2 separate regions of the Homo sapiens genome follow, and region 1 is linked to region 2. Evidence: chromatin loops called from intact Hi-C (ENCODE). Cell type or tissue: left lung. All regions are shown on one strand. Each heading gives the region's core, and the rest is flanking DNA. Links, peaks and the distances in the headings are about the cores only.

What was found. Hi-C counts contacts between places; a loop is a spot of excess contacts. Peaks named below come from ENCODE experiments on the same cell type or tissue, not always from the same donor. Only the 100,000 strongest peaks of a DNase experiment are listed, where the experiment ranks them.
Region 1: it touches region 2 in a loop (8-fold over the local background); 5 of 110 quality-filtered maps call a loop at or near these places.

Annotation. Positions count from the first base shown.
Region 1 is chr7:66,472,264-66,477,637 of GRCh38, forward strand. It overlaps the pseudogene LOC107986704. Among named protein-coding and RNA genes, the nearest start is that of LINC03011, 19 kb to the right of the region's middle. In left lung, for the core only: no CTCF peak of the experiment used is centred there; a DNase peak (open chromatin) is centred at 2,363.
Region 2 is chr7:66,585,023-66,590,396 of GRCh38, forward strand. It overlaps the pseudogene RABGEF1P1. Among named protein-coding and RNA genes, the nearest start is that of KCTD7, 41 kb to the right of the region's middle. RefSeq lists an enhancer at 4,204-4,705. In left lung, for the core only: no CTCF peak of the experiment used is centred there; no DNase peak of the experiment used is centred there; H3K4me3 peaks cover 22 bases.

The DNA.
Region 1 (5,374 bases), core at 207-5,206, 110 kb before region 2:
TTTTTTTTGAGATGGGGTCTCACTCTGTTTCCCAGGCTGGAGTGCAGTGGCGCGGTCTCGGCTCACTACAACCTCCGCCTCCCAGGTTCACACCATTCTCCTGCCTCAGCCTTCCTAGTAGCTGGGACTACAGGCGCCTGCCACCACGCCTGGCTAATTTTTTGTATTTTTAGTAGAGACGAGGTTTCACCATGTTAGCCAGGATGGTCTCGATCTCTTGACCTCGTGATCTGCCCGCCTCGGCCTTCCAAAGTGCTGGGATTACAGGCGTGAGCCACCGTGCCTGGCCACTAATGGCTGTTCTTTAAATGCTTTTTTGTATGTTGACTTCAATAGGGGTTTGTTTGAAATTGTGCAGTTTCACATGTCAGATACAATAAAGCAGCTTCAGCAAAAAGATTCAACCAAAGAGAAGCTACAAGTCCCTCAACTTGCCCACATTCACATTCCCACATTTCCAATTTGTTCCTCCTGCTTCAGTCAGTACCTAGCCTTGGCACGGCTGCTTCCTCTTCTCTATTTTTTTTTTTTTTTTTTGAGACGGAGTCTCACTCTGTCGCCCAGGCTGGAGTCCAGTGACATGATCTCGGTTCACTGCAACCTCCACCTCCCGGGTTCAAGCGATTCTCCTGCCTCAGCCTCCCGAGCAGCTGGGAATACAGGCGCCCGCCATTACGCCTGGCTAATTCTTTGTATTTTTAGTAGAGACGGGGTTTCACTATGTTGGCCAGGCTGGTCTCGAACTCCTGACCTCACGATTCGCCTTCTTCCGCCTCCCAAAGTGCTGAGATTACAGGCATGAGCCACCGTGCCAGGCCCTCTCTCTTCTATTTAAAAGGATAGGCACAGCCTTTGGAACTGAATGTCTTTCCTCAGGCCTCACAATAGAAAATGAGGAAAGTTCATTGTGACAACTGGCTGCCTTAAGAAACAGAATTTGGGATTCTTTCCCTTCCAGCTCCTGTTGAGTCAAAGGCAAAGGCAATAACCCAATAAATGTGGTGAGACAATAAACGGAAACTGACATAAACATAGCAATAAAAGCCTACTTCCTTCTTGACAATCAATACATAATGGAATGGGTATGATTTCACACCATAAAAGATCAGAGAATAACAGAATTTGGGCTGAAGAAAGCTTAGAAAGAAGCCACAACATTTTCCATACCTTTTGATTTTCAAAACGATATCTTAAGATTTGTCCAGAGTATTTTTCAATTGTTTCAGTGAGGCTCAGTTTGACCACATGTAACCAAAATAGAGAATTTCATGGAGGATGGTCACAGGATTGGCTTAGAAATGTAATCCTGTGAGCTGTCCCGTTTTATAAAGGATAAGGTTCGGATGGCTGCACCGAATGTTCCTCCTTTCAACGAGGCTGGGCCGAGTTGGGCTCCCAGCGGCTAGGGCATTTTTAGTCCATCTTGGTCTCTCACCTCTGCCTCCTGCTTAGCTGTCAGAATGCCAGGTGGCTGTGCAGCCCAAAGCAGCCCACTCCGTTTTAAACTTGCTCAGTTTGCAATCAGGTAACCCGCTACTGACAACAGAACCCTCAAGGCCTGTTTATATGCGGTTCTCAGGTTTAGGTCTAGGGAAGTTTCCAGGAAGCTTAGTGTTCAGGGAGGAATTCGTTTTGCTTTTGCTAATCAAAGAGACACAAAAGCACAGCTGAGTCCCGAAGCTGGCACACGGGAAATGGAGTACAACTGTCCCCTCACCAGAGCATGCAAAAATCATTTGGGGAGCGGGGAAAAGGTCCCCACCTTCCCCGAGCCTGGGGCACCCTTCATGCCACGGCCCCAGCCAGTGGTGGTCTCGACACCATGCTCAGTGCAGTGTCACACGCCAGAGCTGGAAAGGGGAGGTCCAGGCCCAAGTAAAGTGACAGAGTAAGGACACGGTGGTGGCCAAGGGCTGTCCCCTAACCCCAGTTCCGAAAGACAGTGTGGAAGTCCGTCAGCGTGGCAGCCCTTGAAGCGCTCTGCTGGTCTGGCTGCGGTCCCTCCCCTGTGCACCCCCACCTGCTGTGAAGCTCCCCAAGCTCCTTCTTGCCCAAATGCTTTGGAAACTGCCAAAGGACACTCAGAGGCCAGGGAATGTGACAGGCAAGCATAAATATGCAGAAGAGATGGCACCAACATAGCAGGCACGCAGGGCCGGCGCTCGTAGGGGTCGGGGATCTGGAGCCAGGCCTCCTACGCGGCGGCTGCGCCAGCGGTGCCAAGACCGACAGGCGGCATCGATGCACACCGGGCACCGAGTCTGCAAAAGGGGCCCTGAGCGGACTGCCGGACATCTCGCAGACTTCGGGCAGCGATCGTGGCGGCCGCCTCCCCGGGGCTCCACGGCCGACCTGCCGCCTGCCGCGGCCATCCCCGGCCCACTCCTGCCAGGCCCCCGACCGGAGCCCCGGAGGCACCCGCTCTGAGCGGCCGCGCAGCCCGGCTGCATGGAGCCCAGCGCGGTGCTCCGGCTGGCCAAGCCAGACACGGCGCAGGAAACCGCCACCCACCAAGGCAAGGGCAGGAAGAAGATGGCGGCGGCTGTGGCGGCCGCGACAGCGGTGGCCTCAGCTCAATATTTTTTTCTCAAAGGCATATCATAGTTTTAGCTTTGCTGCAGCCATTTCATCCATAATCATTTGCTGTGGCTGGGTAAAGTGATACACACATACTGGTTTAGAGAAATACATGCGCACACTGGTTTAGAGAAATACAAAACGCAATGCCTAGACCTGAAATGTATTTATTTAGATTTGTTAGATGGTGCAGTCAAGTAAATATTTGTGTTATGCTTTAAGCTTTTAAGAAATCTCTTGTATCTAAGATATAAGACACATATGTAAATGACATCCAACTAAGCTGGATCAGGCCAATGTACTGAAAAAGGGCTACCATATGTTGCTACAGGGCCTCACCTGTTGGCCAGGCTGGTCTCCAACTCCTGAGCTCATGTGATCCACCCACCATGGCCTTCCAAATTGCTGGGATTACAGGTGTTAGCCACCACGCCCGGTCTAAATTCTCAACATAAATAATAAAAGCCAGAAGATAATTTGACAGCGCTGAAAGGTTCTAAAGTATGATGGCTTAAAAAAAAAAAAAAAAAAGCTGAAAGAAGAAACCTGCCCACCTAGCATCCAGTGCTCAGTAGCTGTTTCCTTTAAAAACTGATGGCAAAGGTCTGGCGCAGTGGCTCACATCTGTAATCCCATCACTTTGGGAGCCCCAGGTGAACAGATCACGAGGTCAGGAGATTGAGACCAAACTGGTTAACATGGTGAAACCCTGTGTCTACTAAAAATACAAAAAATTAGCCGGGCATGGTGGCACGCGCATGTAATCCTAGCTACACGGAGGCTGAGGCAGGAGAACCACTTGAAACCAGGAGGCGGAGGTTGCAGTGAGCTGAGCTCGTGCCACTGCACTCCAGCCTGGGAAACAGAGTTAGACTCCATCTCAAAGAAAAGAAAAGAAAAAAAGAAAAACATAGCCCAGCGCAGTGGCTCACGCCTGCAATCCCAGCACTTTGGGAGGCAGAAGAGGGTGGAAATGAGGTCAGGAGTTCGACCAACCTGGCCAACATAGTGAAACCCCAACTCCACTAAAAAGACAAAAATTAGATGGGCTTGGTGGCGCACGCTTGTAGTCCCAGCTACTCGGGAGGCTAAGGCAGGAGCATCACTTGAACCCAGGAGGTGGAGGTTGCAGCGAGCCAAGACTGCGCCACGGCATACCAGCCCAGGTGACAGCGAGAGACTCCGTCTCAAAAAAAAAAAAAAAAAAAAAAAAAAAAAAGATGGCAAAATAGACATTTTCAGATGAGAAAAAAAAAATTGTTATGGGAAGACATCCACTGGAAGAAATACCAGGGGGAGCTCTTCAAACTGAACGGAAAATTACCCTACCCCAACTGAAACACAGAGATGCAGAGGGAGCCTGGCCCAAAATACAACTTTTATATCCACTGGGTAACACAAAAATTTGTGTGACTCACTTTATTGCAGTGATGTGGAACCAAACCCGTAACATCTCCAAAGTATGCCTGTAATATTTTACAGCAGCCCTAGGGAAAAAAACATACCATCCAATAAGAATTGTTGTAAACTCTACAAATAATTAGAAGAAATGAGTTTTCCACAAATTTACATCGAACTCTGGGTTCACAGCATCATTCCTTCTTTACAAATAGGGCAATCGTACATCCCAGTTAGCAAGCAACAGTCCTGGCCTATAAAAGCACCCCCCTTGATTCTCAAAAGTGACCTCCTTTGGATAATAAGTTGCATGGTCATCCTATGTATGAACCCATTTAGAATACCTTTCTGTCTGTTCACCTTCAAATCCTACCCTGTTCAAGGATCAAGTGACATCTGACTCCATCTTCCCCACTCACAGGATAATTTTCTCTCCAGTTCCTGTAGCTTTTTATAAATACAGCCATTATAATACTCATGTCCTATTACAATTACTTGCTTACATGTCCACCCCATGCTCTTAGCCACTTAGCACAGTGCCAGGAACTGAGCAGGTACTCAACAGATGTTTTCTAGGTTTCTCAAACGATTAATCAGAAGACTGACAAAGTACCTGCAGAGACAGTGTTCTCTCACTTTTGTCCCTTCCACACTCTCCAGGGCCCAGTGAAGGTGGGAGTAAAAAATTAGCGAACAACTAACTTGACAAGCAGTAGTTCTCAGACTTGAATGCACATCAATATCACTTGGAAGACTAGTTAAAACACAGAGTACTGGGTCCCACCCCAGAGTTTCTGATTCAGCTGGCCTGGGATAGGGCCTGAGAATTCAAATTTAACAAGTTTCCAGGTGATACTGCTAGGAACTACCTTTGAGAACCACTGCTATAAAGAAAACACCATAATTATGAAAATGCCCATTTCTTCTCATGACTTTATTCCTAATGGGAGACTCCCTTTTCTGAATATGAGGGAATATCATCCCATGACAGAAAAAGATCATCCCATGGCAGAAGGCAGAAGGACAAGAGAGTGCGAGAAAGCAAGAGGGCAACAGGGGCTGAACTCTCTTTTACAATAAGCCCACTCTTGTGATTACTAATCTATTACCAAAATAACAACATTAATTCATTAATGAGGGCTCTCTTATTAGGCCCCACATTCCAACTGTTGCATTGAGGATTGAGTTTCCAGCACATAAACTTTAGGGGACACATTTAAACTACAGCAGAGCTTTTATGTAAATTCAACCAACAGGAGATGGGAAAATCAAAGGCATGAGAAAGACAGCAAGGGTGAGCAGAGAAGTATGTGCAGGTTAAGGGAGAAAGTCACAATGAATCCTCTAGTGCAGACTACTTTATCAAAAGCACCTAAAAAAGATCTCATTAACTCCCCGA
Region 2 (5,374 bases), core at 296-5,295:
TTCTGGGTCCATGTACTCTAAAAAGGACAGACAGGTACAAAGCATACTTACAAAGCTCACAGAACTATTAGTGTTCTTTCTTAAGGCTCTGGATGCAAACCAGTTTCATCTCAGAAAAGCAAAACGAAAACACTTTGCAGATGTGAGTATTTTCCCTCTATCCTTGAGCGGGCCCTGCTTCCTATTCCTGGGTTCAATGTCATGCCCTCACAGGTCACTCCTATCTCCAGGCAACTCATCTGGGACTTACAGGAAACACCCAATCAATTCTAGTAAAACGATAAGCTATCCATTGACCTCAGTTAAGGAATAAAACTTATGGGTGATTTTTTTCCCTTAAATTTTTTTTTCCAGTTAGAAAAGTAAAGAATACTCATTATTTACAAAACCTGATAATATATAGACAAGTAGAAAAAAAATGTGTTAATCATCATCCAGAGACAGTTACTATATGTAGTACATATTCCTATAGTGTTCCCTCTGCACTCATTCACCAAATATTTATACACTGATTGATTACTGTACGACAGCCACTTGGGACACAGGCACTTGGGACAGGCACTTGGGATACAAATGTAATTAAAAATAAATCGAACAGTTTGCTAGAAACAGAAACGGAATGCCAAAGGGTATGTGCATTTAAAATTTTGACATATACCAAACTGGTCTGACAAAATATACTATTTACATTCCCACCTACAGTGTATGAGAATCTGGTTTCCCATAACCTCATAAGCATAACATTATTGAACTTTAATTTGTCAATCTGACAGGCAAACAAAAAAAACCATTTAACGTGCATTTCCCTAAGGTTAGCCATCTTTGCAGATATTTATTGTCATTAATATATTTTCTTTGAAGAAATTAACTGATTTTGCTCATTTTTCTATGTCATTACTATTTTCTTTCGATTTATAGGTACTCTTCTCATATATCTTTCAGTCCTCAACTTCATGGTATGAAGACGCCATCATTCTAATAAAAGACTTATTAGCATCTGCAATCTGTAATCCAAGTTTCACCAACTTTCATATGATTAAGTATAATGCTTCCAAAATCAATGTGAATGTCAATGTCAGAGTTTTAATGTTAAATATAACAAAACATTATTTGTCCAAACATTAGCCTTGGAAAATAATTCCAAATGATAATCAACTCCCTAGAATACAATGTAGAGTTGATTGCTGCTGGAATGAGCAGAGCAAGCAGGGGAGCATTCTCAAGGAATGAGTTCTAGACAACAATCTTCTATTGCACTAGATCACACCCTCCTTGGTTAAGCAAAATTGTAACTCTAATCTGAGCATGCCCTTCTCCAGACTAACAGCTCAAAATTACATACAAGATAATCTGGCTACTGCAGCCTACTTTGTACCATTCTCTATGCCCTCGCCCAGGGAAGTAGCACATATGGTCAATTTATTCACTAAGTCACTAACCAAAAATTATTTATCTTAACTCCACCTAAAGTAACAGCAACCTGCAATACATGAGATGGTCTCTGTTAAAGGCATTTCTTTTCTTAAGTTTCTTTTCTTTTCTTTATTTGACATATTGTCTCGCTCTATAACCCAGGCTAGAGTGCAGTGGCATTATCACAGCTCACCATAACCATGACTGCCCGGACTCAAGTGATCCTCCCCACTTTAGCCTCCCAAGTAGCTGGGACTACACGTGTGCACCAACAACCCTGGATAATTTTTTTTTTTTTCCAGACTGAGTCTCACTCTGTCGCCCAGGCTGGAGAACAGTGGCGCGATCTTGGCTTACTCCAAGCTCTGCCTCTGGGTTGATGCCATTCTCCTGCCTCAGCCTCCAGAGCAGCCGGGACTACAGGCACCCGCCACCATTCCTGGCTAATCTTTTGTATTTTTATTAGAGACGGGGTTTCACCATGTTAACCAGGATGGTCTTGATCTCCTGACCTTGTGATCCACCTGCCTTGGCCTCCCAAAGTGCTGGGATTACAGGTGTGAGCCACCGCGCCTGGCCAACAGAGACAGGATCTAGCTATATTGCCCAGGCTGGTCTCAAACTCCTGGCCTCAAGCAATCCTCCCATCTTGGCCACACAAAGTGCTGGAATTACAGGAATGAGCCAATGCACTCAGCTCAGAATTTTTTTCTGAAAGGCATATCATAGTTTTAGCTTTGCTGCAGCCATTTCATCCATACTCACTTGCTGTGGCTGGGTAAAGTGATACACACATACACACACGCCCACACTAGTTTAGAGAAATACAAAACGCAATGCCTAGACCTGAAATGTATTTATTCAGATTTGTTAGATGGCGCAATCAAATAAATATCTGTGTTATGCTCTAAGCTTTTAAGAAATCTCTTGTATCTAAAATATAAGACACATATGTAAATGACATCCAACTGAGCTGGACTGACCAATGTACTGAAAAAGGGCTACCACATGCTGCTACAGGGCCTCACCCTGTTGGCCAGGCTGGTCTCCAACTCCTGGGCTCATGTGATCCGCCTGCTGTGGCTTTCCAAAGTGCTGGGATTACAGGTGTGAGCCACCATGCCTGGCTTAAATTCTAAACAGAAATAATAAAAGCCAGAAGATAATTTGACAGTGCTGAAACAATCTAAAGTATGATGGCTTTAAAAAAAAAAAAAAAGCTGAAAGAAAAAACCTGCCCACCTAGGATACAGTTCTAAGTGACCACTTCCTTTAAAAGCTGATGGCAAAGGCCTGGTACAGTGGCTCACACCTGTACTCCCAGCACTTTGGGAGGCCAAGGTGGGCAGATCACGAGATCAGGAGATGGAGACTGTCCTGGCTAACATGGTGAAACCCAGTCTCTACTAAAAATACAAAAAATTAGCCAGGCATGGTGGCATGTGCAAGTAGTCCCAGCTACATGGGAGGCTGAGGCAGGAGAATCGCTTGAACCCAGGAGACAGAGGTTGCAGTGAGATGAGATCGTGCCACTGCACTCCAGCTTGGGCGATGGAGCGAGACTCCGTCTCAAAAAAAAAATGGCCTGGCGAGTTGGCTCATGCCTGTAATCCCAGCACTTCAGGAAGCAGAGGCAGGTGGATCACAAGGTCAGGAGATCAAGACCAGCCTGGCCAACATAGGGAAACCCCATCTCTACTAAAACTACAAAAATTAGCCGGGCGTGATGGCGTGCGCCTGTAGTCCCAGCTACATAGGAGACTGAGGCAGGAGAATCGCTTGAACCAGGGAGGGGGAGGTTGCAGCGAGCCAAGATCTCACCACTGCATACCAGCCCAAGTGACACTGTGAGACTCTGTCTCAAAAAAAAAAAAAAAAAAAGGCTACATAGACATTTTCAGATGAGGAAAAAAAATTGTTATGGGAAGACATCCACTGGAAGAAATACCAGGGACAGCTCTTCAAACTCAAAGGAAAATTACCCTACCCCAACTGAAACACAGAGATGCAGAGGGAGTCTGGCCCAAAATACAACTTTTATATCCACTGGGTAACACAAAAATTTGTGTGACTCACTTTATTGCAGTGATGTGGAACCAAACCCATAACATCTCCAAAGTATGCCTGTAATATTTTACAGCAGCCCTAGGGAAAAAAACATACCATCCAATAAGAATTGTTGTAAACTCTACAAATAATTAGAAGAAATGAGTTTTCCACAAATTTACATCGAACTCTGGGTTCACAGCATCACTTATTCTTTACAAATAGGGCAATCATACACCCCAGTTAGCAAGCAACAGTCCTGGCCTAAAAGCACCCCCTTTGATTCTCAAAAGTGACCACCTGTGGATAATAAATTGCATGGTCATCCTATGTACGAACCCACTTAGAATACCCTTCTGTCTGTTCACCTTCAAATCCTACCCTGTTCAAGGATCAAGGGACATCTGACTCCAACTTCCCCACTGACAGGGTAATTCTCTCTCCAGTTCCTGTAGCTTTTTATAAATACAGCCATTATAATACTCATGTCCTATTACAATTACTTGCTTACATGTCCACCCCATGCTCTTAGCCACTTAGCACAGTGCCAGGAACTGAGCAGGTGCTCAACAGATGTTTTCTAAGTTTCTCAAACGATTCATCAGAAGACTGGCACAGTACCTGCAGAGACAGTGTTCTCTCACTTTTGTCCCTTCCACACTCTCCAGGGCCCAGTGAAGGTGGGAGTAAAAAATTAAACAGCAAACAACTAACCTGACAAGCAGTGTTTCTCAGACTTGAATGCACATCAATATCACTTGGAAGACTAGTTAAAACACAGAGTACTGGGTCCAACCTCAGTTTCTGATTCAGCTGGCCTGGGATAGGGCCTGAGAATTCGAATTTAACAAGTTTCCAGGTGATACTGCTAGGAACTACCTTTGAGAACCACTACTATAAAGAAAACACCACAATTATGAAAATGTCCATTTCTTCTCATGACTTCATTCCCAATGGGAGACTCCCTTTTCTGAATATGAGGAACCATGAGAGAGCTTTTGGAAAATACGAAAATCAAGACTTTTTTTTGTTTGAGACAGAGTTTCACTCTTCTTCCACAGGCTAGAGTGCAGTGGCGTGATCTCGGCTCACTGCAACCTCCACCTTCCGGTTTCAAGTGATTCTCCTGCCTCAGTCTCCCAGTAGCTGGGATTACAGGTGCCCACCACCACAACAGGGTTTCACCATGTTGGCCAAGCTGGGCTCGAACTCCTGACCTTGTGATCGGCCCGCCTCGGACTTCCAAAGTGCTGGGATTACTATAGATGCGCGCCTATAGTCCCAGCTACTCAGAAGGCTGAGGCAAGAGAAGCCCTTGAACCCAGGAGGCGGACCTTGCAGTGAGCCCAGATCGCGCCACTGCACTCCAGCCTGGAGGACAGAGCGAAAATCCATCTCAAAAAAAAAAAAAATTAACGAGGCAAGCTAAATTAGTAGGTGGCAGGCCTGTGGTCCCAGCTACTTGAGAGTCTGAGACAAGAGGATCGCTTAAGCCTGGGTGGTGGAGGCTGCAGTGAGCTGTGTTCCCGCCACTGCATTCGAGAGAGAGAGAGAGACCCATTTTTTTTTTTTTTTGAGACGAAGTCTCACTGTGTTGCCCAGGCTGGAGTGCATTGGTATGATCTCGGCTCACCACAAACTCCACCTCCTGGGTTCAAGCAATTCTCCTGCCTCAGCCTCCTGAGTAGCTAGGATTACAGGTAGGCGCCATCACACCTGGCTAATTTTTGTGTTTTTAGCAGAGATGGGGTTTCACCATGTTGCTCAGGCTGGTCTCGAACTCCTGACCCTGTGATCCAACCGCCTCAGCCTCCCAAAGTGCTGGGATTACAGGCGTGAGCCACAGTGCCTGCCAGAGAGACCCGTTTTAACCATAAAAGGACCCAGCTAAAAACTCTTCCCTGGTTCTGTCACC